Linked DNA regions of Homo sapiens: region 1 is linked to region 2. A link is a loop called in an ENCODE intact Hi-C map of the cell type or tissue named here. Cell type or tissue: HCT116. All regions are shown on one strand. Links, peaks and the distances in the headings refer to the core of each region. The heading gives the core; the rest is flanking DNA. Region 1 overlaps LOC124903050 (a long non-coding RNA gene). Region 2 holds the start of LINC02372 (long intergenic non-protein coding RNA 2372).

Region 1 (4,396 bases), core at 217-4,216, 420 kb before region 2:
TAATTCCAGGTATTATGCATCTGTAATTTCTGACTTAATATCTTAATTAATCCTCCTTGTACTGCTGTGAGGTTCACAGTCACCCCCATGAAAACAGATGCAATCATTTCCTACATAGAACTGGGTTCCATTGCCATGTCTGGGATGGGGCCCACCTTTCCCAGTGTCCTGTCTGCAGGATCTCCAGACCCAACTCAGAACATTCCTTTCCATCTTCAAACAGTCTCTCTGATCCTTTTTAGAGGAAAGCATTCCAGAAGAGACTTCTGCATTTGAGGTTATCATTTCCTCACCTCTCATTATTCTTCACCCCACAGCAGCCTGGCTAGTCCGGCCAGTTGCTGATACAGTTATGATAAAGTCACCAGGGACCCATATGTTGCTCAGATAACTGAAGATACAATTGCTTTTTCAGCAGACCTCAATCTAGGTGACCGCTGCCTCCCTCATGGAAGCTCTGCTGCTACTCCTGTCTGTTCATTCACAGCCTTCTTTGTCCTTCTTTCTCCACTGGACAGCATAGAACTATTCTATAGCCCCAGAGCTTGACTAGAGGCCTTTCTTTTTGCACTCTCATTTAATACAGAGCTGAGGCCTGTGTCGTCCTTCTATCACCAAGAGCTGTGTGACTAGGCAAGTTGCTTCGCTAGGCTCCAGTTTCCTCGTTTGTTAAGCATTGATCACGATAGCACCAAACCCAAAGAATCATTGTGGAGAATAGATGAGTTCATAGCACTAAACACATCTATCAGTGTCTGGACTATGGTGACTGTCCAGTACTATCAGTCATTATCTCATCCTACTCCTTTGACAACGTAAATAAATTTAGGGAAGAGTGTTCTAAGCAGAGGGGGACAGAAAATGTCAGAGAAGCCCCTGAAGTTGAGGGTAGGGACTAGTGAAGTGTGTTTGAAGAAGGGAAAGAAAGTCGGCATGGCTGGAGAAGACACACAAGGGGAAGTGGTCGAAGCAGCCAGGTGGTCATGAACAGCCAGCACACACAGGGCCAGGTAGGAGAAGCGAGAGGTGAGGGCTTGGCATTTATTCTCAGTCCATTGGGATGTCATTTGTGGGTTTTTATTAGGGAAATGTTATGACCTTATTTAAGTTTTAAAATCACCACTTTGGATGCCTTGTGGCTTATGTTATAGGAGCCAGATTGGACACAGGGGGCGTGTTTGGAAGCTGTCCAGACTGATCCAGGCTACAGGAGGAGTGCAGGCAGAGAGAGGGAGACAGAGCCAGGGTGCAGTTCCACAATCCAGAAAAGGGACTGTGTACTGCACAAGCATTTACAGAAAGTGACAGGCCCAGTCTCAGGCACTGCAGGGCGGGGAGTGCGGCCTCCTGAAGCCAAGCAGGGACACAGGCTTGGAGGCCATCCTGTGCTGGATGCGGGGTTCAGGCATTTAAGGTGCTTGGAAGGCCGGGGCTGAATGGACTGTTTCATGTTTTGATAGCAATGCCTTGCCCACTTTGATTTTAGTGTGTGTGTGTGTATGTGTGTGTGTGTGTGTGTGTGAAATGCTACAAATGAACACCCAGAGGGGCAAAGCCAAGTGAGAGAACTGTCATTAAGAATCCAGCAAAACACTGATGTTCATTGTGCAAATTGACACATTCATTTGGAAGTCACTTTGCAGTCCCCATAGAAATGTTAAGTGTTCAGGCACTCAGAACCAGCACTTTCACCCTGAGGGACTCAGGCGAAATGATCACAGTGTGATCTCAAACTTGATGAAATACATGTGCACAGGAGGCAGGGCTAATTGGTTTGGAGGGCACTGAATTCTAGTGAACCTTAGCTTAATCCCCCGCAGCACTATGCTGTACCTGAATTGGCACCTCCTTATGTCGTGGAGGCTCAGTTTTCTTATCTGTAAAATGGGAACACTAATATGAATCATTCATAGGATTGCCGCACGAGTTCAATGAGGTTTTGCAAGACAACACTTTAGCAGGCCTGCAGTAGAATCCACCCATGTAGGCAGGGGCTGTGATGGGCCCCGTGGAATGCACAGTGCCTGGCCCAGGGCTCTGGACACAAGTGTGTAGACGGCTGCGGCTGCACCCTGCATCCCCCGCCTCCCAAGGTGACGCAGTCACTGTGAGAGCAAAACCAGCCACTTCCCTTAGAAGCCCTGAGCCTCCTTTATGGTCACCTCTCAGGTGTGCATAAAGCACACCTGAGTTTCTGGAACCTCTGCCTCTTCCTTGCTGGTGGAATACCTCCTCGCAGAGGCCTGGGCTCTGCATCCTGAGAGATCACTGGAGGGGCTGGATGAGAAGAACCAAAAGTGCAGAAAAATGCAGTCCCAATGGAGGGACTCTGTTCAAAAGAAAATGAGAGATGGGCACACAAACACTCCTCCTTAAGCCAGGGTTAAGCCAGGGTTTCCCTGGGCGGTGCCACACCCCACAGAAATCCTGCGTGCCAAGTGCATGCATGGCCCGCTGAGCAGGCTGCTGCCTCTCTGTGCTTGCCCTGCAGGGGGAGCTGGTGTGTAACACAGCGCTCTGCCTCATGGCTCATCTTCCTTTGCCTCATTTGCATTTGTCCTCATCTTTGCTATCCTACGCATGCAGCTCAGGGATCAAGCAGCAGCTTTGTGGATCCTCACCTGGGCTCTTCCTGGAGAACCCTGTGTTGGGTGCACAGTATCAGGAGATGGTAGGATTGCATAGGCACTTGTGGAATGATGGAGTGGAATCTCAGGTGTGACTATGAGAGGCATCAGTGATAAGGTGAGTGTGAGATGGGGGTGGGGAGTGGGAGAGGGGGAAGAGACCGCCTAGCCATGATCACAGCACAAATACCCTGAGGCTGGAATGGATGGAGATCAGCACAGGTGTGAGCCAAGCTTGATGCTGGAAAACAAAACGAGGGAAGGAAGGCAAACCCAGTGATGGGATCCTTGAAACACGAGGCTTAGGTCCTCCAGGTACTAGAACGAAGAGAATCAGAGTTCAGGAAGACAGACAGAGGCTTCATGTAGATGAATACACTGGGAATGGTGGAGTCGAGAAAACAGAAGAGGAGCTCTTGAGGGAGTGCCGAGGAGTGAGGGGTGGAGAGGGCCCTGAGTGTGGCCATCGGAACATAGTTTTCCGTAGACGCCCCAACACTGTTCCCGAGCACTGTCTCCCCATGAACCCTCCCACAGAGGTTTGCCTCGTCCCCCCAGTTACTAGCTGTTGACTAGACACATCTCTAGGATGGGTGTGGCTCTCTTCTGGAGACCCTGGGGGATCCAGAGAAATAAGGGCTGGGGTCCCAACCCCCAGTTTCCCAGGATACTCAAGGGAAAGGAGACTACTTACCGGCATGATGTCTTTTGGGGCTGCCTCAAAGCATCCTGTACTGATGCACTGAGGGGGGCCACAGAATTGTCTAGCCTCTGGGAGTCTGAGGTTTTCCCCAGAAGACATGGTTGGATGAGGGAGGTTTGGTGGGAGGTGACAGCTTCAGATAGCCTGGGCCTTCTTCAGCTTTCCTAGTGTCCTGTTTGCAGGATCTCCAGACCCAACTCAGAACATTCTGCGTACAGAAACCTCAGCTTAGAGAGGGTAAGGCATGTGAGAACCAGAGCAGCTACACTGGACAACCCATTAATGAGCTGCCTCATTGCGGCAGCCACATACACACCAGATCAGCCACACTGGACAACCCATTAATGAGCAGCCACATTGGAGCAGCCCCATACACATCAGAGCAGCCACACTGGACAACTCATTAATAACATGTGTGTGTATAACGTGTGTGTGTGTGTGTGCACATGGGAAGAGAGTATATATATACACACACACACATACTGTCATTAATGGGTTGTGTGTATGTGTGTGTATATATATGTGTGTGTGTGTACACACATACATATCTATCTATATCTGTATACAGATATAGCATAAGTTCTGGTCTGAGTCTGAGGCCTGGGCATGTGGAGTACCAACATCTCAGAGTAGAAGGTGGATGTCCCAACTCAAACAGAAAGAACAAGCCTGCCCTTCCTCCACCCTTTTGTTCTATTTGGACCCTTAGTGAATTGGAGGATGCCTGCACACATTGATGAGGGTCATCTTTATGCAACCCACTGATTCAAATAATATTTTCTTCTAGAAACACACTCACAGACATATGCAGGAATAGTATTTTACTGGCTATCTGGGCATTCCTTAGCCCAGTCAAGTTGACACATGGAAGCAGCTAGCATGGTGAGAGCACGTTGGGTGCTGGCATTTACTTTCCATTGCAGTACAGTGTGACACTCAAGCTGTCTCCTGTTTACTGATACTGATTGGTCAGGGGGGTTCAGTAATAGCCAAATTGATCCAGTGATTGAAAAGTCATCATCTGCTATTAATGGTTTAACAAACCCTAATGACCTATGGATATATA
Region 2 (4,396 bases), core at 141-4,140:
AGCAGAGACAGGGTTTCACTGTGTTGGCCAGGCTGGTCTTGAACTCCTGACCTCGGGTGATCCACCCGCCTTGGCCTCCCAGAGTGCTAGGATTACAGGCGTGAGCCACTGTGCCTGGCCAAAAGCTCACCTTTAATTCAGCTCTATCTAACTTGTTTCTCCGGTGCATTTGCTTTTCTCAAGGCATTGAGCTTTCTCCAGTGGCCGGAGCTGCTAATTAGTTATTGCAAGCTTCTTTCCTTAGGGGAGATAAAAAGGTTTTGATCAAATCAAAGTGCTTCTAATTCTGATTCATTTCCCTTGTTCTTGTTTCTTAAGTCCCCAGCTTAGAAGGGGGTTGGTTGATGCTTCCTTTTACTTCAAGCTGTTTCTTCTCTAATGTTAAATGGTAAATCCATACCTGATGTGTCTGTTATTGATAAAGTTCAGATGGCATTTCAAGTTTCTGCAGAAGCTTTCTCACTTTCTGTGTGAGCATTTTCTAAATGGAAAGATTCTTCCTTCCATAGGATGCTTTCAATTTGAGTTCTAAGAAATTTATTTATTAGATTTTTCTTTTTCTTTTTTTTTTTTTTTTTTTGGTTTACTATCTGTCTTCTAGTTTTTTTCCTCTAGGAGAAAGTGCTTACTTTAAAAGCACAGATAGGTTTCTCAAAAGGGTCTTTGCCTAATGGATAATGCGGTCTTCCTTTTATAATCCACTCTTTATATTGAATTTCAGATTTCCACCTTCTACATTATTTTCTATTGGCTGGTAGATATGTGATATTCAGAAAGGTTTCCATCAGACACTTAAACTAAATCTATCATTTAGGATTTGTGTTCTGTATTCATTAGAATTCCAATAATTTCCTTCTTTCTATTCAAGTCCTTCTCCCTTTCTTTCCAGCCTTCAATTTCTTGTAAAAGAAATTTTCAATGTTTTTAAAGATCAGAAAGTGTTTTCTTATGTTGTGAATTATTCTTCTGCCAGGCTCGTAAGCTGTTTTCACTCAAGTGACTTAGAATGGCCAGGCTTCATCTTACAGAAACCATATCTAACTTTGAAAATGACCCATATACACACTTCACCATGGAGAGAGGGGGCTCCCTTTTGGCTTATTTTCAACAAGGCCTCTTTTATCATTACACAAAGAGATAGACCTATTCAGATTAGTATTAACTGATGACAAACCCAGTGTATCTAACTCACTCAAAGAGCTGGCCTGTCTTGAAGGAAGCTCAAGGATTTCCTGGGTTTATGATCTAGTTAAACGTGTTAAGAATTTTACAATATTTTTCACTTTGTCAGATAGCCTTTTGATTACTTGCTTTGTCCATGTTAAATTATGTATTTTTTAAAGACTGTTAAGAAGGATTACTTACCATCATCTCCCCAGGAACCTAGAGGACCTGTGTATCCCCTGAGCCTTCAGACACCCCCATTGCTAAGGCAGAGCTGGGACTAAAGGCTTGTGGCCATCAGCAGACCTAGCGCAGTAGCCAAGGCCCTGCACGCCTGCCTTTGGTGGCCAGACACCAGCTTAGACACAAGACTACACTGGACCCTGGGGAATGTGGAGCTTGGAATGCAAACAAGCACCTGGCAACCAGGACAGGCTACCAGGGACTAGAGAACCAGGAGGCTTCATTGGGTAACAAAGTTCTTCCCAAGCATTCTCTTGCATTCCACCCGGGGAACAAGACAGCACCGGGTTTCACACTGGCAAGGCAGGAGGCTGTGTGCTGCCAGAACGACCAGCAGGGGGCGCAAAGGCCACGCCAGGCACCTGCTGGCCTCAGAGAAAACAGAAAGGGAACCAGGAAGCCCACTCCTGCTGTCCTTTCTCTGCAAGGAAATGTGCCAGGGCACTGCAGCCCAGACAGTCGGCAGTAGAGGACCCATGAAGGTCATTATCACTGCTTTTCCCTCCTCTTATTGAAGCTCTTCCCTCTGCAGCCCTGGAAGCCTGATCCTACCTACAGATGTCAGCGAAATCTCCCTCCCTCAGGGTCCCTGTCTAGTTTGTTTTTGACCCGGCCACAAATACTAGGACAGAAAAATAATGGACGGCACAAAGGTCTTTATTGTCTTTTGTTGGTCTGTTTTTATTTTTTTGAGGTGTTTTCCCATGATAACTAGTGTAATGGAAGCATAATGTATTTCACGTTGTAAACCAAAAAGTATCTGAGAAAAGACTCAATCAATTTAGAAGTTTATTCTGTCAAGGTTAAGGACATGCCTGTGACACAGCCTCAGGAGGTCGTGAGAGCACGTGCCCATGGTGGTCAGGCTACGGTTTGGCTTTGTACATTCCAGGGAGACCGAAGACATCAGCGGTCCAGAAAGGCAGGACAACTCAAAGTGGAAGCTTCCAGGTCATAGGCGGATTCAAAGATTGTCCAATTGGCAATTGGTTGAAAGAGGTTATCTAAAGACCAGATATCCAAAGAAGGGAAGGTCTGGGCTCAGATAAAGGGTTGTGGAGACCAAGATTCTTATCATGCAGATGAACCCTCCAGGTAGCAGGCTCAGAGAGGATAAATTGTAAATGTTTCTTATCAGACTTTAAAAGGTGTTAGACTCTTAAGTCAATTCTCTCCTGGATCAGGAAAAGTATTTTTAAAAATGTTTATAAGCTCAATTATTTTATTAATTTATTGTTAGTAACTTTGAGATCTGATTAAGAAATCTTTGCTAAACCCAAGATAGCAAGAGCTTTATCTTAGAAGCTTTATTCTTTTAATTTAAACACTTAGGTCTACAGTCTCTCTCAAAATCAAGTAATGGATCACTTCAGTTCCAAGTGTAACAATGAAAAATGAAAACCGTGAATTACCTCTTTCTCTATATTTTCACAGTATCTTTGTGCAAAGAAAGCAGCAAAGAGAATTAAGAGAATTGCATCATATAAAGAGTGAATTAAACCATCTAAAGGAGCAAAAATTCATCATCACATGGACAAGAAATTAAGACGTAACATCCATCTCACTATTTGCAAAGTGGCTTATTCCTACAGACAATGCAGATATGTAAAAAGGTTTTTCTATAGTTTCATCCTTTGTAGAACCTAAAGAGATAAGCCTACATTTTGAAATAAAATTTTTAAAAATCATGTAAAAAAATGACCTACTGTAGCAATGACATTTTGAAGACATCTCATAGAACATGAAGACCCCCCAGTATTATGAATTGATAACATGATTGCTTTCTTGGGCTGGAAGGATAATTTCCCTAATGGACATTAAAGCATTTGGATCATTATTTTCCATCTGGAAAGTGATAGTGTCCTGATTGTCTCAAGTAAGGGCACCCCATGAAACACAGGCCCAGGTCATGTCCTTCTCCAAATTTTCCTCCATTAAAAAAATCTAAAAAATAAACACAGCAAATATGACACCATAACTTATCTAAATTTTGCAAATTCATAAAGAGATCATTGATGCATACTAACGATGTGAATTTTAAAAATCTGATATGTAGTGCATGCACTTTGCAAACAAAAGTCAAAAAAAGGTGTACTTTTCTTCATGAATGCCATTTTTCATTTTCAAATTCCACTTTTTCTTCTTTTATTGCAACCACATTTATTACATGGCATACATGCATAGTGAGATCTGGAGATAAAATGCTGATATCTGCGGCTCAGACTTTCTATATTCTAGGGGGAACAAGTTTCCCCTAAATTACCTAAATTATCTTTACATATATAATTATGTAAATTTAGATTTTTTGTTTGTTTTTTAGAGACAGGGTCTTACTATGTCACCCAGGCTGGAGTACAGTGGCATGATCTCAGCTCACTGCAACCTCCATTTCCTGGGTTCAAGAGATCTTCATGCCTCAGCCTCTCAAGTAGCTGGGACTACATGTGTGTGCCACCACACCTGCTAATTTTTGTATTTTTATTTTTAGTAGAGATGTTATTTCACCATGCTAGCCAAGCTGGTCTCGAACTCCTGACTTCAAGTGATCTACCCACCTTGGCCTCCCAAAGTGCTGAGATTACAGACATAAGCCACCACGCCCAGTGATATATATATATTTAAATATTTTATTAATTAAAATATTAAATATTTTATATATTTAAATATATATTAAATATATATATTTTTTTGAGACAGAGTCTCACTCTGTCACTCAGGCAGGAGTGCAGTGGTACAATCTCGGCTCACTGCAACCTCCGCCTCCCAGGATCAAGCGATTCTCCTGCCTCAGCCTCCCGAGTAGCTGGGATTACAGGGGCCTGCCACCACACCAGGCTAATTTTTGTATTTTTAGAAGAGATGGGGTTTCATGATGTTGGCCAGGCTGGTCTCGAACTCCTGACCTCTTTTTTTTTTTTTTTTTTTTTGAGACGGAGTCTCGCTCTGTCGCCCAGGCCGGACTGCGGACTGCAGTGGCGCAATCTCGGCT

What was found. Hi-C counts contacts between places; a loop is a spot of excess contacts. Peaks named below come from ENCODE experiments on the same cell type or tissue, not always from the same donor. Only the 100,000 strongest peaks of a DNase experiment are listed, where the experiment ranks them.
Region 1: a loop joins it to region 2, with 3 times the contacts of the local background. A loop is called at or near these places in 1 of 110 quality-filtered maps.

Annotation. Positions count from the first base shown.
Region 1 is chr12:127,291,807-127,296,202 of GRCh38, reverse strand. All of the region lies in intron 1 of LOC124903050 (a long non-coding RNA gene), which reads left to right. Among named protein-coding and RNA genes, the nearest start is that of LINC02376, 9.7 kb to the right of the region's middle. In HCT116, for the core only: a CTCF peak has its summit at 2,498 (motif pointing right); a DNase peak (open chromatin) is centred at 2,492.
Region 2 is chr12:126,871,950-126,876,345 of GRCh38, reverse strand. It overlaps LINC02372 (long intergenic non-protein coding RNA 2372), which reads left to right and starts at 1,656. Exons shown (of 3, transcript NR_033970.1): 1 at 1,656-1,889; 2 at 2,842-3,020. LOC105370061 (a long non-coding RNA gene) reads right to left here and starts at 1,542. Exons shown (of 3, transcript XR_945511.3): 1 at 1,366-1,542. In HCT116, for the core only: a CTCF peak has its summit at 1,739 (motif pointing right); a DNase peak (open chromatin) is centred at 1,755.